2 separate regions of the Homo sapiens genome follow, and region 1 is linked to region 2. Evidence: read pairs that join two places in POLR2A ChIA-PET (ENCODE). Cell type or tissue: IMR-90. All regions are shown on one strand. Each heading gives the region's core, and the rest is flanking DNA. Links, peaks and the distances in the headings are about the cores only.

Region 1 (15,735 bases), core at 2,595-10,594, 59 kb before region 2:
TGCCACAACTCATAGCAGTTACGTCCTCTTCACCATCAGCACCTCGATTCAGACCTCTCTGTGGATTTCCACAATACCTAATTTGCGGCCTCACTTATTTTCTCTGTCTTCCAGCCCATTCTGGAAATAGCTACCAGAGTTATTTTTCAAAGGACAGGGAAAAGTCTACTATTCTTAAACACATTTAATTGTACCCTTTAGCCTGTGTGTAAAATTCAAACTCCCCAGACTGTTTTTTGAGATCCCCACAACCTCATTTCAACCAAACATTTTTTGGTTCATTTCCTTCTAATCTCTTTCAGATACACTCCTAACTTACTGAACTGCATGGTCCTTTCTTTATATTTTCCTGTTTTTATTCCCCTCTAGATTGCTTTCCCCATTATCTCTGCATGTCTGAATCTACTCTCGTATCAAGGCACCAATAAAATGCCACCTCTTCTCTAAAGCTTTTCCCCATCCTCCTGCTGGAAGCAATATTTTCTGCCTCCAAACACCTACAGTGTTTTACCTGCAATTCTCTTATGGCACTTCTCACTTTTTATGATAAAATACTCACTAAAAGACACTCTTGACAAGAATGTAAGCTTAAATAACTAATGTAGTGTCTTGTATATATTTTGGCCCCAATTCATATGTATTGAGGTTGAAGTCTCATCAGAGGAGACAGATATGAAAGAAATTACATTTTGACCAGGAAGTATTTTCTTAGATAGTAGAAAGAACATATCAATTAGAGGGGTTGTTTAGATGGGCTGTTCTGGTACAGACTACCAAATGCTTGTAGACTTCTTTCATACAAGCCTTTTAAAATAGCATTAGTCAATCATTTCCTTATGGATATCCAAAGACTTAAATTGTTAAATAGATTTTTTAAACATCCATGTAATTTATATTTACTCTAGAAATATAGACCATTGACTTAAGGTAGGTTTCTACATTATGCAGTGGTAGCTACAGATTTCATGTGTTAGATGTCTTTCTACTCTTGTTTGTTTTATCGGTTTTAGCTGTACTAGAGTTACCCTTGAATAGATTTTTTTTAATTTCTATAAATCCAAGTAACATCTTCAAATATTGTTTGCTGCTTATGACAGAAGCAAAGCCATGTTAAAATAATTCCAGTTGATATATATGATCTGTTTTATACACCTTGTAATGTATTAAAATCTTGACATTAATTATCTCATTTAAGTCTCACAGCAATCTGATGAGATCATATCACTATTTTCCAGATGTGAGCATTGAGGCACAGATATGTTGAATAAATTATCCAAGGTTAAACAGCTAATAAGTGAAAATCACAGAAAGAGAATCAAAGTAATTTGACACTGGAATCTACCTACTTGATCACTATACTGTACTGTCCATTGGCTGTGGAGTTAGACAAGGATTAAATCCTTCCTCTGTTATTTACTACTAGTTGTGTTATCGTGAGCAAAGTATTTAACCTCTCTGAGACTCATTTCATTATCTACAAGATGGTTAAATAATACTTATATGACAAAGTTATTAATAAAAATAAATAAAATAATATCTATATAACCCAAATCCCAGGGTTCTTCATCCTCAGGAGTAACTTTCCCCTTTGGGAAAAAGGGCTCTTCTCAAACTGATCCTAAATGGTCCATTCCCCTGTTGCATGTTCCTTTCTATTCTTCCACTCTCTGTGAGTTATCACTCACTTCTCAGGCCTCTTGGAAATTTTTTTAAAAATGGGATTCACTATAGCACATCCACACACCTACGTGTGCCATGTGGTTCTATACAACATCAGAAGGACATTTAAAATTAAATGGTTTTTTCAATTTTTAAATCAAGTTCTTAGTTTGCATGTCTTGCATAACATCCTTCTATTATTTCTGTATGGAGTGAGGGATGGAATCAGTGTGAGCATGTATTAACCTCATGGCTAAAAGTAGGAAAGAAAAAGATTTCCTCATACTGTTATGTATGTGTCTAGTACAATGTCTGACACAGAACACATGCCAATAAATATCAATGTTTTCCCTTGTCCTAGAAAAAAAAAATGCCATGAAATATTAAAATTTATTTTCAACCTCACATTCTTGTGGACTTTATATATCATGACTTACTACAACACAATGAAATGGGCACAAGACGCTACTATCTCTATTGGTAACTGTATTCGTCCGTTTTCACACTGCTGTAAAGAACTACCTGACATTGGGTAATTTGTGAAGAAAAGAGGTTTAATTGACTTACAGTTCCACAGGCTGTACAGGAAGCATGGCTGGGAGGCCTCAGGAAACTTACAATCACAGCAGAAGGCAAAGGGGAAGCAAGCATGTGTTACCATGGAGGAGCAAGAGAGAGAGAGCAAAGGGTGAAGTGCTACACACTTTTAAACAACCAGATCTTGTAAGAACTCACTCACTATCACAAGAACAGCAAGGGGGAAATCCGCCCCCATGATCCAAACACTTCCCACCACGTCCCTCCCCAACACTGGGTATTACAATTTGACATGAGATTTGGGTGGGGACCCAGAGCCAAACCATATCACTAAGTCTCTATGCCTTGAAAATTTTCCTCTTTTTTTGTTTATATATATTTGAAAACTCATCTGGACTAAAAGTTAATTATTTGACAACCAAAAATTAATTCCCAACTCATGAAGCCAAAATTCTCATTTTTTAATAAAGTTCAACTTATTGGTTTTTCTCTCATAGATTGTGCTTTGGGGGTTGTACTAAAAACTGAGAACCAAATCCAAGGTCACCTGGATTGCCTCCTATGCTTATTCTAGAAGTTTTGTAGTTTTGCATTAAGGTCAATGATCCATTTTCAGTTAAATTTTTTTTTAAGTAATAAGGTCTCTGGGTCTGTGTCTAGGTTCTTCTTTTTTGCATATGGAGATCCAATTGGTCTATTATCATTTGGTGAAAAGACTACCTTTCCTCCATTGAATTGTCTGTGTTCCTTTGTCAAAGATCAGTTGAACATGTTTCTTTGGGTCTGCTTCTGGACTCTGAATTTAGTTTTAATGATTTATGTGTCTATTAATTTACCAATACTACACTGTCATGATTTCTTTAACTTTACATTAATTTTTGAAATCAGATAGTTTCAGTTCTCTAACTTTGTTCTTCTTCAGTATTGTGTAACTGATTGTAGATTTTTGCTTTTTTATAAGAGCTCTAGAATCAGTTTGTCAATATCTACAAAACAGCTTCCTGGAATTTTGACTGATATTGTGTTAACTTTATAGATTAAGTTTGAAAGAATTAACATCTTAATATTAAGTCTTCTAAATCAATAAATGGGGATATCTCTACATTTATTTTGATTTTTTCAAAGAGTTTTGTAGTTTTTCACATATAGAACCCACACATATTTTGTCAGATTTATACTTAAGTTTCACTGGTGCAATTTTATGTGATACTATTTTTTTTAAATTTCAAATCCATTTGTTTATTGCTAGTAAAAGGAAAGCAATTGGCTTTTATATATTAACCTTTTGTTCGGGGACCTTGCTATAATCACTGATTTATTCCAGGAGGGTTTCTTGTTGATTCTTTGAGATATTCTGCACACATAATCATATGTATGAATAAAGCTTTTTTTTCTTTTTCCCCACTTTGTATGCATTTTATTTCTTGTTTTTACCTTACTGCAGTAGTTAGGACTTTTGGTACAATGTTGAACAGAAGTAGTAAGAGCTAAATTTTTTTCCTTGTTCCCTAGAGGAAATGTTCTCTTTCTCTTTAACATCATGCCAATTCTAGGATTTCTGTACATGTTCTTTTCAAGTTGAGAAAGTTCCTCTCTATTCCTAGTTTGTTGAGAGTTTTTATCATGAATGGGTAAATCTTATTTTTAAAAACTTTCTTTTTAACTTTTATATTTCATCTCAATATGTTTCTAAATTATGCTTATTTATCCATTTTATTTTTATACCCTTAGTTTCTAAACTGGTATAATTAAGCCATCTGGAGATTTTTATAAGACTTACTAAATAGCTAGGATTTTGCCCCCAGGTAAAATAAATTACTGCAATCATGTGTAATAATATACAGCAGTTTATTCTAAGTATCTCTAAGATTTGTTTGGGGAAAAACAATTCAGATAGAGATTTTGTTTTATACAAACATGACTTTCAGCAAGTGATTACTACAGAAATACACATATGGGATATTTTGACATTGGGATTGTAAAGGTCAAATGATGGAAATAGTCTCCAAATAAAAAAGCACAGATTTCTCCTTTTCTAAAAAGTGTTTATTTATCCATAAGAAATGGGGTGAAAGTAGAATGAAGATCAGAGTTCTAACCAGGCTTATGAATTAAGTAGTTGTGCAGTCCTGGACAAATAAGATGACACCTCTGTGGTTCTGTTCTCTTATGTGTCCAGGGAAATGACAATAACACCCACCACCAGCACCACCCTGTGCTCCCCACCTTCCTCACAGTATTAATTCAATACTAAGCACAACAGTATGTATGAAGCTACCTTTTATAATTTTCAAGTGCAATAGAAATGGAAGATACTAATATTATTAGAAGTGCAAGTTAGGGAGAAGATGTTCTGAGATCCTCTCATCAGGTTTTTATACATAAAGTCCATCATTAATGCAATTTCATTTCCTGGGATTTCAAATTTTTTGTTAAACTCCATTGCTGGGGTGAAAATCTTGCAGTGTAATCAAGACATTAAAAACTGAAGTTTTCAACTATATCACCAATTTAAAATTTGGCCTGATCATGGCAGCATGCAAATGCAGTTGTTGTATCATTTGGTCTTATTTGATCTACTTCTTCATCATTCAAATGAGGTGACTGGTCATTTAAGGGGATTCATGGCAGTGGATTTCAATCAGAAGGTCAAAACAATTACCTGTTTTAAATGTTATGGAAATAACCAGCTTCAACTTTCCCCACCTGCAGAAGACGTTTGACACAGCAAGTTGTTTGTAGAGTCAGTTATTCTTTTACATAGCTGACACTGAGCTCCAGCTATGTGCTGGGTGGGACAAGGTCCCTTTGGTACACAATAGCATAGAATACAACTCAGCAATAAAAAGGAATGAACCACTGCATGGAATAACCTGGATGAACCTCAAGGAAATTATGCCAAATGAAAATAGCCAATCTCAAAGGATTGATTCTTAGTGATTTTATTTATGGAACATTCATGAAATAACATAATTATGGAGCTGGAGAATGGGTTTGTAGTTGCCAGGGGTTAGGGATCATAGTGGAAGGGATAGAAGTGGTGACTATAAAGATGTCAGTCACATGACAGAGTCATGTGATGATGGTACAATTAAGTGTCTTGATTGTAGTAGTGTTTACATGAGGCTAAACATGTGATAAAGTTGTATAGCCCTATATATACACACACATACATGCATGTATAACTGCTGAAACCTGAATAAGCTCTACAGATTGTAGCAGTGTCCATTTCTTGGTTTTTATATTGTATTACAGTTGTGCATGACACTAATGTTGGTAAAGAGTGGAGGAAGGGTGCATGAGACTTTCCTGTGCATTTCTTTGCAACATACTGTGAATCTATAATTATTTCAAGATATTGATAATCTTGTCAAAAAAGATAAGTTCACTGCTCTCCAGGAGCTAAAAGTCAGGCATCCCTGATCTCCCCAGCCCACAGGAAACAGTAGGTTCCAGTCATAGAAATGCCCCAAATTTCAAACCCTCTAGCCTGACTTTCTTAGGGACTCGCCCTGTTGTTTCTAGGTACTTTCAAGGATTCCTCACACACGTTGCCTTCTTCTTCCTCAATCTACATTGCCTGTTGTGATACCACTTCCCAGTTCTCAGAGCTGTCTGAGAACGCCAACTCTGTCTTCAATATCATCATCCCTCAAGAGCTTAGACCTTGCCCATGGAACTACCAGAAGGATATAGAGGCATATGCCAGTCTTTTCCATCCCTTTTCACACTTCACACCTTTAGATATCCAATCAACAGCCTTCTCACAGACCATGTCCTCTGAGGCAAACCAGCACATTAAATACTCCCCCAGTTCCACCATGTCACTAACTGTACCTGGTTTCCAGAAGTCCTTTTGAGATCTGAAAGAAATGATAATACCCTCCGAGCAAGGCAAAAACAAAGTACTCCACCAGAATGCCTAAATCAGGGAAGGTTCCCAAGAAGGTGGTGCTTGACTGGGACTTCAAGATACAGGAGAAACTCTCTAGATAGAAAGGAAGCAAGAAGGAACTCCAGGCAAAGGGCACCAGTGTGCAAAGGCACTGAGAGAGCACATTTAGCCAAGGAAGAGAGGTGGGTCATTATTGGAGTGTTGTTGGAGAGGGCCAGGTGGGGAAGATGTGAATTGGACCACAGGGCTGCTGATTTTCAAAGTCCATGTCCTCCATGGCGCCATGTGATAAGTATCATAGCCAGACACAACTATATAAGAACCACTGCACTCTGTCACACTAAGGGCTTACACTCATCCTGAGACACCTGGAACTCCACCTGCCTGGCTTAGCAGGCCCTCTGCAGCAGTGCTGCATCTGTGAGATGATTGAGGAAGGCTAAGATGGGGCCACTTAAGCTCCAATGTGTTCACAGATTGTCCTTAAGCTAAAGACATGTGTATGTGTGCATCGTCAGCTTCTCCTCTTAGCTTTGCATCAGTTTCTGCCATAGACCCATGCTTTTATTTTCGCACTACCCAAAATTGTGAGGCAGAGTAGCAGGCAAACATGGTGTTACAGAAGAAATAGCGAACTTGGAGTCACACAATCTCAGTATGAACCAAAGCTCTACATCCCTTACAAGCTACATGAATTTAGACAAGTTCATTTTGTAGAGCTTTAGTTTACCCACCTATAAAATAGGGATAAGAATGTACCAAACCGAACTAGATTAGATTAAATTGAGTTAAATGAAGACATGTATATGAAAATGCCTTTCAAGGTCCTTAGCACCTAAGACATAGGTACTTGTTTTTTAAAACGTTGCCTTCTTTTTCTAATGGTAGTTCCCCTCCCTTGTTTAAGATCCAAGATTTTTTTTTTTTTTTTTTTTTTTGAGATGAGTTTTGCTCTTGTTGCCCAGACTGGAGTGCAATGGCGCAATCTCGGCTCACAACAACCTCTGCCACCCGGGTTCAAGCGATTCTCCTGCCTCAGCCTCCTGAGTAGCTGGGATTACAGGCATGCATCACTATGCCCAGCTAAGTTTGTATTTTTAGTAGAGACGGGGTTTCTCCATGTTGGTCAGGTTGGTCTCGAACTCCCAACCTCAGGCAATCTGCCCGCCTCGGCCTCCCAAAGTGCTAGGATTACAAGTATGAGCCACCGCACCCAGCCTAAGATCCAAGATTCTTATGTTTTCTCTCCTTGCCTTTTGTACTTAGAATCCTCTGAAAGCAAACTCCTGAGACAATGATTCCAGTGCCATTCATTTCTTTGGCAGGGGAAATAAACATCTGTAAGGGGGATGCAAATTCAGTCCAGGAAGGAAAGGCAGTCAATGAAGGGGAAAATATCAAGCTAGCTACCTCTATGGGCCACTGATGTGCAATCCCACCAGGGCAGCCCTGGGAGCCAGTGTAGGAGAATGGCTCAAAGAGAGTGGAGGTATCTATTCATTCACTGGTTAGGGTGCTCCTGGATCAGTGTTAGTGGCACTTCCGTTCTGCCAACCCAGCCACAGAGCCGGTTCTGGGGGCCTGAGAAAGCCCTCAGGCAAGACAGACCAGTGCTCACAGCAGGCAGTTGGAGGCTGTACTCTGACTGAGGTGGGGAGGGAGAGCATATGGGTGAGGCACAGCATGAAAGGGTCTGCGAAACATATGTGTCCAAAAAGCCTCATGTGCCTATTACCTTTTAATGGAATAAAAAGTATTAGGCATTTAACAAATCTGATAGAATGTCTAGTGCTGCTTGAAGGGGGACAGGAGTTTTTTGTGGTCCTCCTGGAATCACATAATGAGGGCACATATTTTTTTCCGCTTAGAAGTAAGGCAGACCCTCGCGTCTCACATCCATCTGCATACAGTTACCTGCATCCATGGTTATCAAGAGAAACGTCTCATCTGAACACAAGAAAATGTAGCTTGGAACAAAAAAGGTGACAGTGTCCAGAGAAGTGGGCCTGAGAACATTTATTTCCTGAGGCTATCTGTGTCCCTGCCTAGATGATAGTCCTGGAGAGATAGTTTGAAGATCACAGAGAAATCAAACAGCTGTAGGGGAGAGCCCAAGGTTCATTTCAATCTGTGCTGGGCAGTGGACTCTTAAGGACTCTGGAAACAGGCAAATATCTGACAATGGCTCAACCTCCATGACAAAGGTTTTGATGAATCATCAGCACATTAATTTGTTTCCTCTACATTATAAGCTTGGTTTAACTGCCAGCTTCATTTTGGCCCAAACTTAGTATAATTTAGCTATGCCAGCCAGAAAAGAACAGACTGAACCTCTCAGGGACAAAGGGCATCTGTTTCTCTGACTTATAGGAAGATAAAAGGGAAACAGCTGTGGGGCCAGAGATGTTGATGTTGTAGTCCAGGGAAAGCATGACACTCACTGTAAAGAAGTAAGAACCTGCTATTGTAAGCGAGGCTGAAACAATCCTTTCCGACCAGCAGGTCTGAGAATTAGTTAGGACTACAGAAGACAGGGTGATGGAAGCATTCTCTGGCATCAATCTCCCAAGCCACAGCTCTGGATAGTAAGTTAATAGTGTGTCGTGCTGTTAATGAACTTGGTCTGTTCCTGGTGACAGAATTCATTAAAGAACATTTATCCTCCACTCAATAAGGAGAAAAATGACTTCAATAAAATCTATGCCAGCTCTACAGATAAATCGTCTTTATTAAAAAAGCATTTTCAATAGTAAACTTCATTATACAGCCACATAATTGATCTCTTGAATCAACTTCTCCATATATAGTATTGTTGGATAAATGCTAAGAAGCTTTAAGAAAAATAAGTATGATCTTATAGCTATACTGTAATTGAAAATAGATGCAATAAAAAAGACAGCTATGAAGTATGTTTATATGTTGATTCTGCTACATCAATTTATAATCTATCCAGTTCTAACTTAAGTCTCAGCTTGCCTGCTGCTGGACCTCTCTGGTTTGCACGTCTGCTAATGCCAGTTGTAAGGATAAATATGCTTCCTAGCCTGTCAGAAAGACCACTGCACAGGCTGCAACCCTTTATAAGACACAAAGTTCTCCTTCCAAATTAAAAAAACAAACAAATAAATAATAAAATAAAGGGAGAAAATTCCTATTAGACAGATGAAGTTCATTACCTGTGTGCTTTTTTCCATATTTCTCTTTTTAATTCTAGACATACACTATGGACAAAATTTGCAGACGAAAATAAATGAGAAAAAGAGTTTAGTTGCTTTCTACTAGAATTTAGCAATGTCTTGTGATTACTCGCCTGTTTCCAGAGCCTTAACAGAGTGCACTAGAATCATAATAACCTGAGTTAAAATCCTAAGTCCACCACTTATAAGCTTAAAAAAGTTATTTAAATTATCTGAACCCAAGTTTTATCATCTATAAAATGCAAATGAGAAAGGCTACCCCATAGTGTTTTGTTGATTAAATGAGAATACATGTTATTTACCTATAGCACATTAAGTACTTAATAATAGTTAAGTAGGCTTCCCTTCATGATTTTTGGATAACCAAGGCAGTTTTATTTATTTATTCATCAAACCTTTACTGAAAATCCATCATGGTCCAGCAGTAATGTTTTAGGTTGCTGGGATATAGAAAAGAGCAACGTGGACACGATTCTGGACATACTAAAATATAGTAGGACATATAATCGTAGAACAAATATTTGCTAACAATTCATGAAAAATAAAGGTCTCATTTTAAGTCAAATGATTACAGATGGTTATTACTTTCAAACATGAGAATATCAGTAATGTTTTGATATAATTATATATAAATAATTAATTTCATTTATACAGTACATATTGTCTTTTCTTTTTTCTTCTGACTTCAAGTGCACAACACTGAATTAATCACATTTCTTAGCTCATGACACACTCTCATCAAGTGCATGCAGAGCCCTATTTTTCCCTTTGTTCCTTACCAACACTCTTATTCTTTGCACCATAGGTATCTACACTAAAGAATTTAATATTCTACTTTCACACATTCATTCAGAGCTCTATGTATTCTTGAAATATATGTTCCCATATATGATATACACAAAAATATTATGTCATAAATAAGTTGTTTTACCAGGCACAATGGCTCACGCATGTAATCCCAACACTTTGGGAAACTGAGGCAAGAGGATCACCTGAGGCCAGTAGTTCAAGACCATCCTGGGCAACATAGCAAGACCCTATCTCTACAAAAAAATTAAAACATTAGCCAAATGTGGCAGCATGCACCTGTAGTGCCAACTACTTGTGAGCCTGAGGGGGAAGATTACTTGAGCCCAGGAGTTCAAGGCAGCACGCTGTGAGCTATGATCATGCCACTTTACCCCAGTCTGAACTACAGAGTCAGAGTCTGTCTCTTAAAAACAAAACAAAACAAAACAAAAACATAAAAAATAAGTCATTTCTTTGTTCTCTTAACACTTCTTGAGTGAACCATTCTGTTTTTATGTAAACCTAACTTGTATTCCATGGAATGCATAGATTGCATTTTACTTATCTGTTAGCCTAGCTGGACATTCAATTTGCTTTCTTTCCTTGCTGCCGTAACAAATAAACATCAACTCCATATAAGTCTGTTAAAGATTTTTTGGTTTATAGACATATCTAGGCACCAGGATTTGCATATTTAATGTCACTTATAGTTTGCTGCCTCATTTTCCAATTCCCCATGTCCTTGGCAAAGCATGGCATTATTTGGTGTGCTAATATATGTTATTTGATGGATGTGGAGTGGTATTTCATTGTTTTTTGAATTTGCACTTCTCTAATAAGTGTGATGTTGCTTATATCTTAATGTCATTATTCATCATAGACATAGGTAGCTCATTCTCTAAATTGCCTAATCATGGTATTGCCCATTTTTCCTAGGTTTCCTGCCATTTCTTACAGATTTGTAATTCCCTATATGATTTAGATGTTAGTTTCCTTTATCTGCTTTACATTTTGTAAGTAACTTGTCTTAGTTTTTCATCTTCTGATAATTTTTCCTGTGTTCTCTTTCATTGAATATAATTTTTGTTTGGATGTAAATCAGTTCATCATCTTTGCTCTTTATGTTTTAAGCTCTTTTAGTCTTGTTCAATAAATTCTTCTCCACATAAAAACTAGAGATACTCATAAACATCACCTTCTATTCTTTTCATATTTTTACTATTCTTGTTTAGAAGTTATTTCAATTAGAAGCTTTTTGCATATTATGTGAGGTAGGGATCCAGCTTTATTTTTTTCCATATACTGCAACAGTTCTCCCAACATCATCTATAGAATTTTTTTTCCTCTTTGGTAGAATTCGGCTGTGAACCTGTCTAGTCCTGGGCTTTTTTTTTTGGTTGGTAGGCTATTAATTACTGCCTCAATTTTAGAATTTGTTATTAGTCTATTCAGGGATTTGACTGTTCCTGGTTTAGTCTTGGGAGGGTGTATGTGTCCAAGAATGTATCCATTTCTTCTAGATTTTCTAGTTTATTTGAGTAGAGGTGTTTATAGTATTCTCTGATGGTAGTTTGTATTTCTGTGGGATCAGTGATGATATCCCCTTTATCATTTTTTATTTGTATCTATCTGACTCTTCTCTCTTTTCTTCATTAGTCTGGCTAGCAGTCTATTTTGTTAATCATTTAAAAAAAACAGCTCCTGGATTCATTGACTTTTTTCTCCTTCAGTTCTGCTCTGAGCTTAGTTATTTCTTGTCTTCTGCTAGCTTTTAAATTTCTTTGCTCTTGTTTCTCTAGTTATTTTAATTGTGATGTTAGGGTATTGATCTTAGATCTTTCCCGCTTTCTCCTGTGGGCATTTAGCGCTATAAATTTCCCTCTAAATGCTGCTTTAGCTGTGTACCAGGGATTCTTGTACATTGTGTCTTTGTTCTCATTGGTTTCAAAGAACTTATTTATTTCTGCCTTAATTTCATTATTTACCCAGTAGTCATTCAGGAGTAGCTTGTTCAGTTTCCATGTAGTTGTATGGTTTTGAGTGAGTTTCTTAATCCTGAGTTCTAATTTGATTGCACTGTGGTCTGAGAGACTGTTTGTTATGATTTCCATTCTTTTGCATTTGCTGAGGAGTGTTTTGCTCCCAATTATGTGGTCAATTTTAGAATAAGTGTGATGTGGTGCTGAGAAAAATGTATATTCTGTTACTTTGGGGTGGAGAGTTCTGTAGATGTCTATTAGGTCCGCTTGATCCTGAGTTTAAGTCTTCAATATCCTTGTTAATTTTCTGTCTCGATGATCTGTCTAATATTGACAGTGGGGTGTTAAAGTCTCCTACTATTATTATGTGGGAGTCTACGTCTTTTTGTAGGTGTCTAAGATCTTGCTTTATGAATCTGGGTACTCCTTCTGAACTACAGGGACTTCTCCCTCACTCATTTCATGAGGCCAGCATCATCCTGATACCAAAACCTGGCAGAGACACAACAACAAAAAAAAATTTCAGGCCAATATCCCTGATGAACATTGATGCGAAAATCCTCAATAAAATACTGGCAAACCGAATCCAGCAGCACATCAAAAAGAATATCCACCGTGATCACGTTGCTTTCATCCATAGGATGCAAGGCTGATTCAACATAGGCATATCAATATACGTAATCCATCACATAAACAGAACCAATGGCAAAAACCACACGATTATCTCAATAGATGCAGAAAAGGCCTTTGATAAAATTTAACACCGCTTCATGCTAAAAACTCTCAATAAACTAGGTATTGATGGAACGTATCTCAAAATTATAAGAGCTATTTATGAAAAACCCACAGCCAATATCATATTGAATGGGCAAGAGCTGGAAGCATTCCCTTTGAAAAACAGATCAAGACAACGATGCCCTCTCTCACCACTCCTATTCAACATAGTATTGGAAGTTCTGGCAGGGCAATCAGGCAAGAGAAAGAAACAAAGGGCATTCAAATAGGAAGAGAGGAAGTCAAATGGTCTCTGTTTGAAGATGACATGATTGTATATTTGGAAAACCCCATCGTCTCATCCCAAAATCTCCTTAAGCTGATAAGCAACTTCAGCAACATCTCAGGATAAAAATCAACGTCTCAGGATACAAAATCAATGTGCAAAAATCACAAGCATTCCTATTCACCAAACAGAGAGCCAAATCATGAGTGAACTCCCATTCACAATTGCCACAAAGAGAATAAAATACCTAGAAATACAACTTACAAGGGATGTGAAGGACCTCTTCAAGGACAACTACAAAGCACTGCTCAAGGAAATAAGAGAGGACACAAACAAATGGAAAAACATTCCATGTTCATGGATAGGAAGAATCAATATAGTTAAAATGGCCATACTGCCCAAAGGAATTTATAGATTCAATGCTATCCCCATCGAGCTACCATTGACTTTCTTCACAGAATTAGAAAAAAACTGCTTTAAAGTTCATATGGAACCAAAAAATAGCCCATATAGCCAAGACAATCCTAAGCAAAAAGAACAAAGCTGGAGGCATCAAGCTACCTGACTTCAAACTATACTACAAGGCTACAGTAACCAAAACAGCATGGTACTGGTACCAAAACAGATAAATAGAACAATGGAAAAGAACAGAGGCCTCAGAAATAATGCCACACATCTACAACCATCTGATCTTTGACAAACCTGAGAAAAACAAGCAATGGGGAAAGAATTCCCTATTTAATAAACAGTGTTGGGAAAACTGGCTAGCCATATGCAGAAAGCTGAAACTGGATCCCTTCCTTACACCTTATACAAAAGTTAACTCAAGATGGATTAAAGACTTAAACATCAGACCTTAAACCATAAAAACCCTAGAAGAAAACCTAGACAATACCATTCAGGACATAGGCATGGGCAAAGACTTCATGACTAAAACACCAAAAGCAATGGCAACAAAATCCAAAATTGACAAATGGGATCTAAATAAACTAAAGAACTTCTGCACAGCAAAAGAAACTGTCGTCAGAGTGAACAGGTAACCTGCAGAATGGGAGAAAATTTTTATCTATCTATCTATCTGACAAAGAGCTATTATCCAGAATCTACAAGGAACTTAAACGAATTTACATGAAAAAAACAAACAACCCCATCAAAAAGTGGGAGTTGAACAATGAGAACACATGGACACAGGGAGGGGATCATTGCACACTGGGACCTGTCGAGGTTGGGTGGCTAGGGGAGGGATAGCATTAGGAGAAATACCTAATGTAGGTGACAGGTTGATGGGTGCAGCAAACCATCATGGCATGTGTATACCTATGTAAAAAACCTGCACGTTCTGCACATGTACCCCAGAACTTGAAGTATTAAAAAAAAAATCATGTATTTTTTTCTCCAGTGATTTGTGAAGCTATTTTTAACACACATCTATGATACTGTAATATGTTTTAATGTTTAAATTTAATTAATTTAATAATGTTACGTATTTAATATTGTAAGGTAATTTCCCCTCTTTGCTCCTTTTTTTTTCTTTCTTAGCTATTTCTGGACCTCTAGTTCTCTATATACTTTTTTTTTTTTTTGAGACAAGAGTTTTGCTCTTGTCGCCCAGGCTGGAGTGCAATGGTGCAATCTCAGCTGACTGCAACCTCTTCCTCCTGGGTTCAAGTGATTCTCCTGCCACAGCCTCCCGTGTTGCTGGGATTACAAGCATGTGCCACCACGCCTGGCCATTTTTTTTGTATTTAATAGTGACGAGGTTTCACCATGTTGGTCAGGCTGGTCTCAAACTCCTGACCCCAGGTGATCCACCTGCCTCGGCCTCCCAAAGTGCTGAGATTACAGGCGTGAGCCACTGCTCCCAGTCCTCTATATACTGTTTTAAGTCAACTTATTAAGATTACCCTAAAATTTTTGCTGGTATTTTAATTAAATTTATATCCATAAATTAATTGATATATTAATTTAAGAATTATTAACACCTTTACAACATCATCTTATCCATATACTAATGCTATCACTTCATTTATTCAGGTATCTTTTATATTCTTTAGTAGGATCTTATACTTTCTCCATAATGGTCCTATGGATTCTTTGTTAAGGTAATTTCTATGTAGATAGTTTATATTCATAGCCTTTGGATAATATCATATTTTCTATCTGATTTTTGCTAATATAAAAATACTAAGTTAATTTAAACTTGCTAAACATTCATATTAGTTTTTATAGTTTATTCATGAATTCTTTTTTATGTTTGATGTAAATAATTATGTCATTTTCAAATAATAACAATTCTGTCTCTTCCCTTCTAATTCTTATTCTTTATTTATTTTCTTATAGCATAGAAAGGATACTATGTACTGTACCAAATAGTAGTAAAGATTGTGGCCATCCTTGTTTTGTGTCTGACCTTAAAGTATCTCCATTAAGTACGATGTTTGCTCTAGCCTTTTGATATGTAGCTTCTATAGAGTTAAACAAGGCCTGGCCCTCCAGGAAATTTTTAGAAACCATAAATCTTCATCAAGTGTTTTTGATATTCTTTAACTAAAGTAACAATTGATATAATTAAATAATTTTTTCTCTATTAATGAATTGAATTACATTAATATATTATTAATATCAAATTGTCTTTATGTTTTTAAGATTGAATCATGCTTAATTATAATTTTCATAAAA
Region 2 (15,735 bases), core at 4,463-12,462:
TAATGCTGATTCAAGAGGTGGGCTCCCAGGGTTTTGAACAGTTCTGCCCATGTGGCTTTGAAAGGTACAATTCCCCTCCCAGCTGCTTTCACAGGCTAGTGTTGAGTGTCTGTGGCTTTTCCAGGTGTACGGTGCAAGCTGTCAGTAGATCTACCATTCTGGGGTCTGGAGGATGGTGGGCTTATTCTCACAGCTCCACCAGGCAGTGCCCCAGTGGGAACTCTGTGTGGTGGCTCCAACCCCAGATTTCCCTTCTGCACTGACCTGGCAGAGGTTCTCCATGAGGGCTCCACCCCTGCAGCAGGTTTCTGCCTGGGCATCCAGGCATTTCTATACGTCCTCTGAAATCTAGGCAGAGGTTCCCAAACCTCAATTCTTGTATGCTACACACTGCAGGACAAACACCACATGGAAGTTGCCAGGGCTTGGGGTTTGCACCCTCTGAAGCTACAGCCCTAGCTGTACCTTGGCCCCTTTTAGCCATGGCTGGAGCAGCTGGGATACAGGGAACCAAGTCCCCATGGCACAGAGCAGGGGGGCCCTGGACTCAGCTCAGGAAACCTTTTTTCCCTCCTTGGCCTCCAGGCCTGTGATGGAAGGGTCTGCCATTAAGGTCTCTGACATATCCTGGAGACATTTTCCCCATTGTCTTGGTGATTAGTGTCTGGCTCCTCGCTACTTATGCAAATTTCTGCATTAGGCTTGACTTTCTCCCCCACGAAGTGGGTTTTCTTTTCTACTGCCTCATCAGGCTGCAAATTTTCCAAACTTTTATGCTCTATCAACTCTTGAATGTCTTGCTGCTTGTAAATTTCTTCCTCCAGTTACCCTAAATCATCTCTCATAAATTCAATGTTCCACAGATCTCTAGGTCAGGGGTAAAAAATCCACCAGTCTCTTTGCTAAAGCATACCAAGATTCACCTTTATTCCAGTTCCCAACAAGTTCCTCATCTCCATCCGAGACCACCTCAGCCTGGATTTCATTGTCTATATTGTTGTCAGCATTTTGGTCAAAGCCATTCAATAAGTCTCTAGGAAGGTCCAAACTTTCCCACATCTTCCTGTCTTCTGAGCCCTCCAAGTCTCTAGGGAGTTCCAAACTTTCCCACATTTCCCTATCTTCTTCTGAGCCTTCCAAATGGTTCCAACCTCTGCCTGTTACCCAGTTCCAAAGTTGCTTCCACATTTTTTGGTATCATTATAGCAGCACCCCATTCTCCCAGCACCAATTTACTGTATTAGTCCATGCTCACACTGCTAACAAAGACTCACCTGAGACTGGGTCATTTATAAGATAAGAGGTTTAATTGACTCACAGTTCAGCTTGGCTGGGAGGCCTCAGGAAACTTACAATTGTGGTGGAAGGGGAAGTAAACATGTCCTTCTTCATATGGCAGCAGGAAGGAGAAGAATGAGTCCCCAGTGAAAGGGAAAGCCTCTTATAAAACCATAAAAGCTCATGAGAACTAACTTACTATCATGAGAACAGGATGGGGGAAACCATCCTTATGATTTAATTATCTCCACCTGGCCCCTCCCATGACCTGTGGGGATCATGGGAACTACAATTCAAGATGAGATTTGAGTGGGGACACAGCCAAACCATATCAGGTGAATGTGTACAGGAATTTACCCATTTCTTCCAGATTTTCTAGATTGTGTGCATAGAGGTGTTCATAATATTCTCTGATGGTTGTTTGTATTTCTGTGAGGTGACTGGTAATATCCGCCTTGTCATTTCTGATTGTGTTTATTTGAATCTTTTCTCTTTTGTTCTTTATTATTCTAGCTAGAAGTCTGTCTATTTTATCAAATTTTTTTCAAAATATCAGCTCCTGGATTCTTTGATACTTTGAATGTATTTTCATTTCTCAATCTTATTCAGTTCAGTTCTGATTTTTGTTATTTCTTATTTTCTGCTACCTTTTGGATTTCTTTGCACTTGATTCTCTAGCTCTTTCAGTTGTGATATTAGGTTGTTAACTTGAGATCTTTCTAACTTTTTGATGTGTGCATTTTCTTCTATAAATTTCCCTTTTAACATCACCTTAGCTGTGTCCTGTAGATTCTGATATGTGGTATCTTTGTTCTCAAAAGTAAATAATGATATTATTTACCAAAAAGTAAATTACTTTTACCAAATAGTAAACAATGAAATTCAGAAGGAAGTCATTCAATTTACTTGTAATTGCATGGTTTTGAGTGAATTTCTTAGTCTTGATTTGAATTTGATTGTGCTGTGGTCCAAGAGATTGTTAGTTATCATTTCAATTATTCTACATTTGCTGAGGAGTATTTCACTTCTGAATGTGACCAATTTTAGAGTATGTGCCATGTGGTAATAAGAAGAATGTATATTCTGTTGTTTTGGGGTGAAGAGTTCTGTAGATATCTATCAGGTCCATTTGATCCAGGGCTGAGTTCAGGTCCTGAATACCTTTGTTGATTTTCTGTCTCAGTGATCTGTCTAATATTTTCAATGGGATGTTAAAGTATCCCATTATTATTGTGTGGAAGTCTAAGTCTCTTTGAAGGTCTCTAAGAATTTGCCTTATGAATCTGAGTGCTCCTGTGTTGGGTACATATATATTTAGGATAGTTAGATCTTCTTGTTGAATTGAACCCTTTACCATTATGTAATGCCCTTTTTGGTCTTTTTTGATCTTTGTTGGTCTAAAGCCTATTTTGTTAGAAACTAGAATTGCAACCCCTGCTTTTTCCTGTTTTCCATTTGCTTGGTATATTTTTTCTCCACACATTTCTTTTAAACCTATGTGTGTCATTGCATGTGAGATGGATTTCTTGAAGACAGCAGCCCAATGGGTCTTAGTTCTTTATCCAGCTTACCTCTCTATGCCTTTTATTTGGAGTATTTAGCCCATTTACACTTAAGGTTATTATTGACATCTGTGGATTTGATCCTGTCATCATGTTAGCTGGTTATTTTGCAGACTTGTTTATGTGGTTGCTTTACAGTGTCACTGGTATGTGTCCTTCAGTGTGTTTTCGTAGTGGCTGGTAATGGTCTTTCCTTTCCATGTTTAGTGCTTCCTTCAGAAGCTCTTATAAGGCAGGTCTTGTGGTAACAAATTCCGTCAGCATTTGCTTGTCAGAAAAGAATCTTATTTCTCCTTCTCTTATGAAGCTTAGTTTAGCTGGATATGAAATTCTGGGTTAAAAGTTTTTTTTTTAAGAATGTTGAATATTGGTCCCCAATCTCTTCTATCTTACAGGGTTTCAGCTAAGAGGTCTGCTGTTAGTCTGATGGGCTTCCCTTCGTAGGTGACCAGAACTTTCTCTCTAGCTGCCTTTAACATCTTTTCTTTCATTTAGATGTTGGAGAATCATGATTATGTGTGTTGGGGATGATCTTGTGAAGTAGCTTACTGGGGTTCTCTGTGTTTCCTGAATTTGAATGTTGGCTTGTCTAGCTAGTTTGGGGAAGTTCTCATGGAAAACATCCTGAAATAAGTCTTCCAAGTTGGTTCCATTCTCCCCATCTCTTTCAGGGACACCAATAAGTCATAGATTCATAACACCAAGAGTCACAGATTCATATCTTTACATAATCCCATATTTTTTGGAGGTTTTCTTCATTCTTTTTCATTCTCTTTTCTCTATTCTTGTCTGCCTGTCTTATTTCAGAAAGCCAATCTTCACGCTATGAGAGTGTTTCCTCCACTTGGTCTATTCTGCTATGAATACTTGTGATTGCATTATTAAATTCTTGTGTTTTTTAGCCCTATCTGGTCAGTTACATTCTTATTTTTACTGGTTATTTGTCTGCCAACTCCTGCATTGTTTTACCATAATTTTTAGCTTCATTGCATTGGGTTTCAACATACTCCTGTAGCTCAGTGAATTTCTTTCCTATCTATATACCGAATTCTATTTTCTGTCATTTCAGCCATCTTAGCTCAGTTCAGAACCCTTGCCAAAGCAGTGATGCAGTTGTTTGGATGAAAGAAAGCACTCTGCATTTTTTAGTTTTCAGACTTCTTGTGCTGATTTGTTCTCATCTTTGTGGGTTTATCTACCTTCAATCTTTGAGGTTGCTGATTTTTGGATTTTTTTCTTTTATTCTATTGGACAACCTTGGAGATTTAATTGTGGTATAAGGTGGATTCAGCTGACTGACTTTGTCTCTGGGAGATTTTAGGGGGCCAACCCTCAGCTCCCAACTGCTAGACTGCATGCTCCAACTCTGGGGGACTCATATTCGGCCCCAACTTTATTATCTGGCTCTTCAAGGTTTGGAGTCCACTGTGCTGGGAGGGCCAAGGTGCAGCAGCTGCAGCAGAGTGCTAGCAGACGCAGGGCTGCCTGCCATCCTGTGGGCATCCACCACAGTGGTGGGGGCAATGCAACCAGGGGGTACAGAGGGCCCCTGCTGGAGCCTATGTGTGCTGTTGCACTAGAAGTGGTGTTGGCTTGGGGCAGGATGCTGACTAGCTCAGGCCTGGGTGCCTTCTCCATGCCCTGCAAGCAGGATCACTCAGGGCATAGAAGGATCCATTGTTGTCTGCACAGTGTTAGTGCAAAAGCAGGGCTCTGGTGAGGGTGGGGCTTGCTGGCTCTGTGCCAGCCAAGGCTCCCTGCAATGGTGGTTAGTGAGTGAAGGGGAGTGGACTGCACTCTTGCATCCTGATGGGCAAAGTAATGCAAAACCCACCTGTGAAGACACACACCAGCAAAGTGATATGAGGAATTGATGTGGGCTTGGGGAAAGCTGCAGTATGGGGAGGGGGCATACAGGCTGGTGTGAGGCCATAGGGGCTGGCTCACTGGAGCTCTGTGCCAGTCAGGTAAGGTCTGCCAGTACAGAAGCTATGGTGTGGGCCCCCCGGGCACCCAAAACTGCTCTGTAAGCTGGCATGACCAGGCTGGGGCCCTGGGAGAGGCCAGGAGACCAAGGGGTGCTCAGGTCAGTCCAACCCCGTCTGATGTCCAAGACCACCCTGCGGAGATCAGAACTGACAATTCCCCTAGGGCTAAAGTCTCCTATGAGAGCAATTTGAGCTTAGGGGGATGGCTGTCCCTGACCGTGCTCCACTACAGACACTCCTGCACCAAACCCTCTGGGCTTCACATCAGCTGGCTTGCCATCCCACCACTTCTCTAGGCAGCTCTTGCTGCTACCTCAAGTGTCATGTGGTGGTCGAGGGTTCCCCTCCTGCCGGGGTTCTAGAGGCCTGTGGCAAGAAAGAGTTTCTCCTTGCCAATTGAACTCACCAGTTCCCCTGGAGCTGTTGTGGTTCAAAAATGAGTCCCAGTGTGCAATGGCCCATGCAAGGTCGGTGCCTTTCCTCTGAAGATCTGAAAGTTCTGGCCTTTTTCCAGCAGCTCTAGGCATCTATCCAAGCCAGTATTACCAAGATGACTGAGAGTTCTTGACTCAAGCCTACAGAAGACACTCACTTTGCCTCTTTTAATTTTCAAAATAATTCTGTGCAGATATAATTACATTAATTTTACAATGCAAATATTAATGCCCATGTTAGTTGCTTATGGATACTAAACTAGCTTAAAAAAATACCAGATCTTCTCACAACCAATTCAGTACTTATCTCCTATCAACTAAATAATTCCACTTCACTGTCTAAAACATTTATAGGATTTCTTTAAAATTCCATTTTAAGCCTAAAGGCTTAATAAAGTACACATATATTTTGGAAAGTATATACACAAGCTCTCTTATAGCCTCCTATCCTTACCAGGGAGGTAAATTAAATCCCTGGACCACTGGAACTTAGATTCAGTGAAAGGACTTTTCAGGCCATACAGTGATATTGGGCTAGCCCAATGCCCTTCTTTCTCAAAAGGAAAACAAGCCCAAGAAGGTGAAAAGATATGCTCTGGATCCTCACATGGCCATTTCCTTACAGAAAATAAGAATTCTAAATATCCTCCCATGCCTAATATGACTGAGATTTAGGAAGAGATTTGAGAAGATATTTGCAACATATATTACTCGTGACATAGAAACAAGAGCTCATTACTTTTTCCAGCTAACTCATCCCCAATCACCAATATCTTTTTGATGAGTAGTGTAAAAAAAAAAACCAACAACAAGAAATTGTTGATGCTTTAAACTACTCTTCAAACAAAGTTTTAAAGCTATAGAGAGAATGGATATTAGCCCTTTGTCAGATGAGTAGATTGCAAAAATTTTCTCCCATTCTGTAGGTTGCCTGTTCACTCTGATGGTGGTTTCTTTTGCTGTGCAGAAGCTCTTTAGTTTAATTAGATCCCGTTTGTCAATTTTGGCTTTTGTTGCCATTGCTTTTGGTGTTTTAGACATGAAGTCCTTGCCCATGCCTATGTCCTGAATGGTATTGCCTAGGTTTTCTTCTAAGGTTTTTATGGTTTTAGGTCTAACATTTAAGCCTTTAATCCATCTTGAATTAATTGTTGTATAAGGTGTAAGAAAGGGATCCAGTTTCAGCTTTCTACATACGGCTAGCCACTTTCCCCAGCACCATTTGTTAAATAGGGAATCCTTTCCCCATTTCTTGTTTTTGTCAGGTTTGTCAAAGATGAGACAGCTGTAGATGTGTGGTATTATTTCTGAGGGCTCTGTTCTGTTCCATTAGTCTATATCTCTGTTTTGGTACCAGTACCATGCTGTTTTGGTTACTGTAGCCTTGTAGTATAGTTTGAAGTCAGGTAGCCTGATGCCTCCAGCTTTGTTCCTTTGGCTTAGGATTGACTTGGCAATGAGGGCTCTTTTTTGGTTTCATATGAACTTTAAAGTAGTTTTTTTCCAATTCTGTGAAGAAAGTCATTGGTAGCTTGATGGGGATGGCATTGGGCTAATATCCAGAATCTACAAAGAACTCAAACAAATTTACAAGAAAAAAACAAACAACCCCATCAAAAAGTGGGTGAAGGATACGAACAGACACTTCTCAAAAGAAGACATTTATGCAGCCAACAGACACATGAAAAAATGCTCATCATCACTGGCCATCAGAGAAATGCAAATCAAAACCACAATGACATATCATCTCACACCAGTTAGAATGGCAATCATCAAAAAGTCAGGAAACAACAGGTGCTGGAGAGGATGTGGAGAAATAGGAACACTTTTACACTGTTGGTGGGACTGTAAACTAGTTCAACCATTGTGGAAGACAGTGTGGTGATTCCTCAGGGATCTAGAATTAGAAATACCATTTGACCCAGCCATACCATTACCATTTTGGGTATACTGGGTATATACCCAATGGAATATAAATCATGCTGCTATAAAGACACATGCACACGTACATTTATTGCGGCACTACTCACAATAGCAAAGACTTGGAACCAACGAAAATGTCCATCAATGATAGACTGGATTAAGAAAATGTGGCACATATACACCATGGAATACTATGCAGCCATAAAAAATGATGAGTTCATGTCCTTTGTAGGGGCATGGATGAAGCTGGAAACCATCATTCTCAGCAAACTATCACAAGGACAAAAAACCAAACACCGCATGTTCTCACTCATAGGTGGGAACTGAACAATGAGAACACTTGGACACAGGAAGGGGAACATCACACACTAGGGCCTGTTGTGGGGTGGGGGGAGGGGGGAGGGATAGCGTTAGGAGATATACCTAATGTAAATGACAAGTTAATGGGTGCAGCACACCAACATGGCACATGTATACATATGTAACAAACCTGCATTTTGTGCACATGTACCCTAGAACTTAAAAAGTATAATAAATATATATATATTTAAAAATAAAGAAATACATAAAAATAAATAAATAAAGCTAATGAGAGAATTTGCCTGGTTGAGTGTGAAACTGAGCCCCACTGAGCTGTATTACAAGAGCCAAAGGTCCTCCCCTACAGGATTTTACTGTGACTGCCTATCAAAACTCACTTAATTAATGCCACTTACATTCTATGTAGACTTTTCAAGCAAAAATAAATTTCATCTAATGATTTTTTAAAGCTCCAATAGCCTTCACATCTACACAAATATCAGTGCTAAAAAACAGTTAATCAAGGGATATGAACCGAGTCTGAGACCATCACTGTCAAATCTTTGTTCATGGAAGCAGGTGGAGTTAGGGCAGATACGCCAGACATTCTTCCTTACTAAAAGCATCTAGTCCCACTGCCTGATACAAAGTGAGTTCTTAACAACTTTTCCTTTACTTCTGCTTAAGTAGCTTTATCCTACCTGCTTCCTGCAACTTTATCATCATGTATATAGTAATGGGCTTGTTGGTAGGGATGTATTTTCAGGCCAAGGAAAGGTTGGGAGACAAGAGGAGAAGGATGAAGATTAGTTATGTAGTTAATTGTACAGATAGCCTTATTCCCTTTAAGTTTTAAGATAGTCAAGAAAAATATTTGAAGGATGATTAATATTAACAGGAAAAAAGGGAAAGAGAATCAGTAAATAAACAAAAAGGAGAGAGATGATGACAATGACCACGAGTTCTTGACCAATAATATTAATAACCATCTATTCAGGGCTCCTATTTGCTAAGTGCCGAATACATTCTTATCTCTATCAGGTACTCATAGACTCATTTTGCAAGTGAGAAAAGGGGTTGAGTGGAGGGCCACAGAACTGGAATGTTTTTGGAGTTGGGATTTGCCTACATGCTTTCCACCATTCCATTATTCCCAAGGCTTTTTAGAAAAACAGAAGTGGCTAGATAAAGGGGAGAAAAAAGGAAAAGGAAGGTATTTAGTTCTCCATTTGTACTCCTCTGGCCTCCTGCTGGTCATTTCAGTCAGGGGATGATATGGAGACCCTGGTAAGTCCCATTCAGGCACCCACCCCCCCAAAAAAAGTAGCTGTTCGTGTTCATTATTCATGTTGAAATTGATAAAGAAACCAAGGGTTTTAATCACAGCAAAGAGAAACTGTTATTCTTTAGCTAACAGTACTCAGCTAATGCTGGACCAAAATTATAGGAAAATATATATAGCATAAATGAGTCATAAAAACTTTGAGAGTCACATGAATGTATGAACATTCTCCACAGGCCTTGTTTATGTAATCATGTATCTACTTACATGGGTGTGTTTATCTTAGCTTTTCCATGTGGAACCCAGCTTGCTGTAGACCCAATCTCTTTCTAAACAGTGAGTAATCAAAAGGAATTCATCTGTGAGTAACTTCACACATTTATTATAAGATGTTAGAGTGAGGAACAAGGTGGTTTAAATGATAGCATAAAGTAACACAATTCCCAGAGTTTTAAGTCCAGAAAAAATTCAAGAGTCAGGTCTGTGGTGAATCTCTCAAGCAATAAAGAAAATGCTTTCGTTTATAGACCAATTGACATCAGAACTTGGAGAAAAGAATCATTTCACTTTATAATGCTGGAATTTGAAAGATATGGCATTAGAAATTGACAAAGTCTTTTTATGTTTAATTTTATTTAAAATCTCCATCTTCCAGGGAAAACAACCAGGTTTCAAGTGTCATTGTAAAAATTGACATGCCCTATGTTTGATTTGCTATGTAAATCACACTCCCAAACAAACATTTTCTGACAGTTCAAACTCATCGTGGCAGCTCCCAAGCAGAGAGGTCAACTAATAAGAGATAGTCTCTTCCCTTTTTTATGCTAGCTGTAAAATATTCTGGGTATCACCCCTGCATACATTCCAAACCTAGAAGCATACTATGTGTTTCAAATTTATCTAGACTTAGATATCTGTCTAGATATGGTAGTCATTAGCCAAACAAGGCTAAATTAATTAAATCCAACAAAATTAAGAATTCCATATTCCTGTCTCACTAGCCATATTTCAAGTGTTCCATTGTCATATGGGGCTAGTGGCTATTGTATTTATTGGCACATGGTTATAGAATATTTCTATCATTGCAAAAAAAAATTTTCTTCATCAGTGCTTCTCTAGACAAGTATCTTCCCTTCACAAAGATGGAAATCTGTTTTTAAAGATACCTTGTTGGAAGGGAGAACAAGAAAGCAATCACCTTACTTCCTCTCCTACAATTTAAGAACATGAGACTCAAGAGGTTAACTGGCTTTGTTAAACTCAACACCAGTTAATGAGAGAACCAAGACTAAAGTCCACCTTTCTTGCATCATGCTCATTCCCAGGCTATTCACAGGGTCGTTTCATTAAATGCTATGAATAAATGGTATATTTGAATGGCCAAGATATTTTCCAACCATCTTCAGTTCCTGACTCCTATAAGATGAAATTTTCACAAGTCTCCAGGCTCTTTCATTTCTATTTCTACTTCTCTAGGTATATACCACCATCACCACTATCATCCTTTCCTCCTCTTCAAACTCAAATCCAAGTTAGCATAAACTCTCCTGTAAGCTCCTTTCTAGGGTTTTCTAAGCCAAAACCCAGACTCTCTCCCATAAATCCATGGTTCCAGATCTCATGCTCCCAACCCCAATCCTCAAGCTGGTAGCCTAAACCAGTCATATCCTGGGAACCTGCCCACCCACTACATCCCTATACAGCCCTTCTGGTAGCTTCACCTCAGACTTTTGAGCAGAGGCCTATTCTGAGTCCCTGAACAGTATTGATGGAGGGGTGATTCCCTGGACAATTTTCTAGGTAGTCACTTCCTATCCCAAGCAGCAAAGAAGGGAATGAATCTCAGGCCTGTGAAAACCATGCTGCCACTGTGCAGCAGCTTCTTGGGGGTAAGAGATAATATCCTCACTTGTCTCTTAGGTCGTTCCATAGGCTAAAGCTGGCCTAGCCAAGAACTTGTATCAGGTACTGTGAAATTATGAAAAGTTGTTTCATTGTCTATCTTCAAGTAATATAAATGAGAGAGTAGGTTTTATTTTCATAAAATTAAAGATTACAGAAATGTTGTTCAAATTAGAGCTTAATCACACAGGAAAGAATGCTTAAAAATAAGTTCCAGATACATACACACTCCAGAAGGGTTATGATGTTTGCACTTTGGGAAAAACTTAAAAAAAGAATGCTTTTTATAGTTGTCTGTAAGAGCCTTTTCTTTGCCAACAAAACCTTTAAAAATTATTGTTATTCATTCCTATGCTTTTGAATGGTAATTTATATTCAGCATATCTGAAATAATCACAGTTAAAAGGAAATACCAAAATTGGAGTCAAAGCCATCTCCTCCAGGAAACAGAATGTCAAATACCTTGGAGTCAGTGGTAGGAGAAATAAAACCCCATCTCCTTCAGCCAAAAACATTACATAGAAACATAGACATAGAAGCGGAGGAAGAAAGGCACAAATGTAGAAGACATACTTTGGCCTTCATTCTATGAAGCTCCTGCTTCTACCACCCACACATCAGACCAAGACACACCTTTAAATATGTAGGGAGGGAGGGGAAAATTTTGTCTTGTCGGAGCTCACAGTCAGTTGCCCAAGGCTGAACATGAATAACCACTCCAAGACATGCACTGACAACCCACATTTCCTGCCTTTGGTGTCAGCAACCAGAGACAGAAGGTATTTATTTGCCTACTTCTCAAATTACCAGCTGCTTGATCTTCCACAAAGTACTGAGTCTTGAAGAATCCGTGTTTCTATTTGTAGCAAGGTCACGATAATACTAAGCTCACAGGAATTTTATAATAATTAAATGAGATAATGTATGCAGAACGCCTGGCACAGGGAGGACCTCCCCACACAACAGCTGACATTCCTTTTTGCAATTATATGCCCTTGACAAAGGTAAGGTGCCATTAGCAACCCTCACCATCTAGTCTTTGTTTGTGTAGAAATAACCACATTTGGAGCATTTAGAAGGTCCACGCTATTTCCCAATGGGTGCAGATGACATTTGACTAGACACAATATCTGGCCTTGTACCCCTTTCTAATCTCCAAACTTTCAACTCCCAATCCAAGCCAGCACTACTGAGCCCTCAGGAACTTCATAAAAAAGAGGAAGTCATTCTTTCCCAGTTTGTAATCCCTCTGCCAGGCCCCAACTTTATCACTTGATGATTAAGAACAGCTCTCTCTGCACCCCAGACTCTACCCAACTCTAATATAACTTGCTATCTGCACCTTCCCAAATCCCCAGTTTTTTGCAAGTGCGCATTATAGTCCACACCAATGTTTCTGTGCCTTCAGGAAAACACCAGACTCCTCTACCAAAGAAGCTTTACAGTTAGCTTGACTTATTTACCATATCAACACAAAACGCAGCCATCAGAGGACTCACAGAAAGAATACAAATACCTAATGTGGATGACGGGTTGATGGGTGCAGCAAACCACCATGGCACATGTATACCTATGTAACAATCCTGCACGTTCTGCACATGTATCCCAGAACTTAAAGTGTAATAAATATATATACATATACAGCAAAAAGAAAAAAAGTAAAGAATACTTAGTCTCTTTCATTTGCAAGTGCAAGTGGAGACAGAAGGAGAAAGGCCTAAGGGAGGATATGAGTGGCAAGTGATACTTATTTTCAGGGTCAAATTTCAGGGCCTCTGGTATAAACCTTGAGGTGAGTTGAGTGGAACAGAGACATCTGCTACTTACCAGCTGTGAAACATTGGGTAAACTAATTAAATATTTTTATCATTAGTTTTCTCATCTGTGTAAAGAAGAGAAAAGTAGCTCTCAGAGTTGTTGGGATGGTTAAATGAGATAAAATATTCTAAATAAATGAGAGCAATTACTGTCAGTATCTGCATGCCAGCACTACTACTTGGAAAAATCAGAAGTTTTGCTTCTGTTGCAGTTGGTACTCTGAAGTGCCATGCTCTTGGCAGGGGTAGAGATAACAAGGATAAGAACCTCACAGCTCCTCTCAGATACTTGTGCCAATTTCGCAGTAAAGATGATCAGGATCAAGTGGTGATTACCTCACAGTAATTCTGCACTTGGCTGCCCATTAAAACCATCTGAGAGCTTTAAAAATTCCTGATGCCCAGATGATACCCTGTGCCAATTCTCAGAATCTCTGGGAGGAGAACCCAGGCATAAGTAATTTTTAAAGGCGATGCTAATATGCAGCCAACAGTGAAAACTGTTAAAATCATTAAATGGGAGCCATTAGACTGAGGTGATTCTCACACCCTGAGTTCCTACCTAAGCAAATAGAAACCTAGCTCAGATTCATTTCCTGTAAGGGGCTAATTTAAAAGAAAACAAAACTTCAGCTCAGCCAATCACAGGAGGCCAACTAACCACTACTTATATTGTCTGGACCTTCCCACCAGGACAGTCCAAGTAAGGCAATTGCTCAAACTTTAACCAATCGAATAATTTATTTGCTCTACTTCCACATTCAACCTATTAAATCCTTCCCTTTGTGCCTCTTGGACAGAGCCCTAAATCACTTCCAGTTTGGAGCTGACTGATTCATGAATTGCTATCTGCTCAAATAAACTCTTTAAAATGTTAACATGCCAAAGTTTATCTTTTAAGAGAACCATAGTTTCAGTGTCTGCCTTAGGAGGATAATACTCTTATTGGGGTTTCTAGGGCTTTCTGTTTGTAGCTCTATTATCATACCTGCCCCCTTCTAGGTAATCATTTTTAAGTGTGCTCCAGTGAATGCATATACCCTCACAAGACTGCTCAAGAACAGGGACCATGGTTTATTCATCTTTGTACTACCAGTGGTGGTAATATGTAATAATGATAATGGTGATGGAAGCCAGCTTTCATGGAGCACTAGCTCTCTGTGCCTGGCATTGGGCTATGCTGTTAAAAAACATTCTCTCATTTAATTCTCTCAACAAACTGTGGGGTAAAATGCTATTGTTTACCTCATTTTACACCTGAGGAAACTGAGGCACTTACAGTGTATAAAACTTGCTCAAAGCTATACAGGTAGTCTGATGGCAGAGCTTATACTGTTTTCCATGAAGTTATAGAAACCTCCATACCATAGTGTGGCCTTAGAGTGGGACTTTACCAACAAAAATAACAACAGTAGCAATAGCATCACCTACAACTTATTGAGTGCTCCCTCTATACCATGAGCTATGTTGATCCCTTTACCTGCTTTATTTCATTTAATTCTCAGCAAAAAAAAGCCCCTATAACACAATTCCTATTATTATTCCCTTTTACAAAGAGGATATTGAAGCTTAGTAAGAGGTTAAATAACTTCAAATGTAGTCATTCAGACAGATAGATTTGAACCTAAGTGTGTCTGGTTTTTGTCTCTTAATTACTAACAATACAGCATGCATCTGTTAATTTACCAATGGGTGAGTAAAAGAACAAATGAATGAATGAGCGAATGAATAAATAATACTCTAAAGTCTCTTTCTAGCTTTACCTTCTTTATCAACATTCCCAGCAAGCATTTCTGATTTATAAGAAGCTTAACTCCTCTTATAGGTTAAAGGAGGAAAAAATAGCAGTGTACTAGTTCTATTTAGGGGAAGAAGAAGGGAAAATCAACATGAAGAAAATGAGTCTCTGCAAATTCCCAAAGATTTGGAGCCGAAGCCAATTTGTTAGTTTGCAAATGAAAACGTTGTCTCCACTTTTCACTACTCTGTTTCATGCCTTTAAAATTCAAACAGGAGGATTAACATCTGCTATGTGTATTGGAATATCAAGAGGGCTGTGAACGCGAAACAGAAAATGTACTGGATATTTTCAAATGTTTCCGGTTGCCAGGCAACAGTTTTCCTGCTTTCCAAGCATCGTGGCTAAATCACCTGGGCTTCAGCTCTAGGGAAGTCTTGAATTAAACTTCTAGCTATAGGCTATGGCAAAGTATTGAAACAGAACCACAGAAGATGGCATTTAATTTTACACTGGTTTTCTGAGATTGTCACTAGCAGCAGTCACTGTCAGTGCTAGGTCAATAGCAAAAGACGGGTTAACACAATGTGGATTTTTTAAGACTGTTTTATATACAGTACGATTCCCTAACTCAAACATCAGAAAGGGCACATCTGAAATGGTAAAAAGTATAAATTGCAGAATATTATGCAGAATGGAATTTTGTTCATTCAGTTAAGTTCAGTGACTTCAAATGAACTCACAAAATTTTCAAGTAGAAATTTTGTTTTAGTGGAAGTTGAGAATTTTTAAAAATTAACACATTAAGACACCAGTTTAGGCAATCCTGGTATTTGTTTCCCAGTCTTCCCCAGATTTTATTTGTACTGCTCATTTAAGCCATTCTATGTACATCTTGTTTCATCTCCACTACAATTCTGGGAGAAAAATATTTTCACTGATTTTACAGATAAAGCAGCTGAGATTGTATGGATAAGGTCCCTGTGCAAAATATAGTTAGGGTCCAAAAACTTTCAGAGGAGCCCAGGATCAACAGCAATTTATACCGAGCACTTAAATCTCAGTCTAAGCTCTGGAAATGCACATTTACCTTCTCTGAACTCTGAAGCTCCTGTGTGTACCTATCCATTCAGATAACCTCCCATCCCTGGCAGGTAGCCTCCAGGGACCTGAAGTAATATAGTTAACCAAAAATTAACTATATTAATTTAGTTAATATAAAGTTTTATTTTTTCCCTACCACTGGCAGGAGGAATCCAAGGCATGAACTAAATGGCACCCTCAAGCCACTGGAGTCAAGCAGGGGCTCACTTCAGCTCATTCTCAGAGCAAGGCCTTTTCAGGGCCCAGAGGTATATTCACTTCTGAACTTCCCTTGAGGTTTTTTTCTTCTTTCCCCATTGTAAGAAAGTACTACCTTGAACTACCCATATTCAAACCGGGGAAAGGAATGCAGGGCAGTCTAGGACTTTGGAGAGAACCTTATTGGGAAGACACAATTCTCAGGTGCC

Evidence for each region. Peaks named below come from ENCODE experiments on the same cell type or tissue, not always from the same donor. Only the 100,000 strongest peaks of a DNase experiment are listed, where the experiment ranks them.
Region 1: POLR2A ChIA-PET joins it to region 2 with 5 read pairs; 2 of 35 experiments call an interaction of 5 or more read pairs at or near these places.

The regions. Positions count from the first base shown.
Region 1 is chr3:178,638,040-178,653,774 of GRCh38, forward strand. All of the region lies in intron 1 of KCNMB2 (potassium calcium-activated channel subfamily M regulatory beta subunit 2), which reads left to right. All of the region lies in intron 5 of KCNMB2-AS1 (KCNMB2 antisense RNA 1), which reads right to left. Among named protein-coding and RNA genes, the nearest start is that of KCNMB2, 110 kb to the left of the region's middle. In IMR-90, for the core only: no CTCF peak of the experiment used is centred there; no DNase peak of the experiment used is centred there.
Region 2 is chr3:178,694,716-178,710,450 of GRCh38, forward strand. All of the region lies in intron 1 of KCNMB2 (potassium calcium-activated channel subfamily M regulatory beta subunit 2), which reads left to right. All of the region lies in intron 5 of KCNMB2-AS1 (KCNMB2 antisense RNA 1), which reads right to left. Among named protein-coding and RNA genes, the nearest start is that of KCNMB2-AS1, 160 kb to the right of the region's middle. RefSeq lists an enhancer at 12,967-13,176. In IMR-90, for the core only: a CTCF peak has its summit at 8,739; DNase peaks (open chromatin) are centred at 9,066 and 11,436; H3K27ac peaks cover 1,046 bases.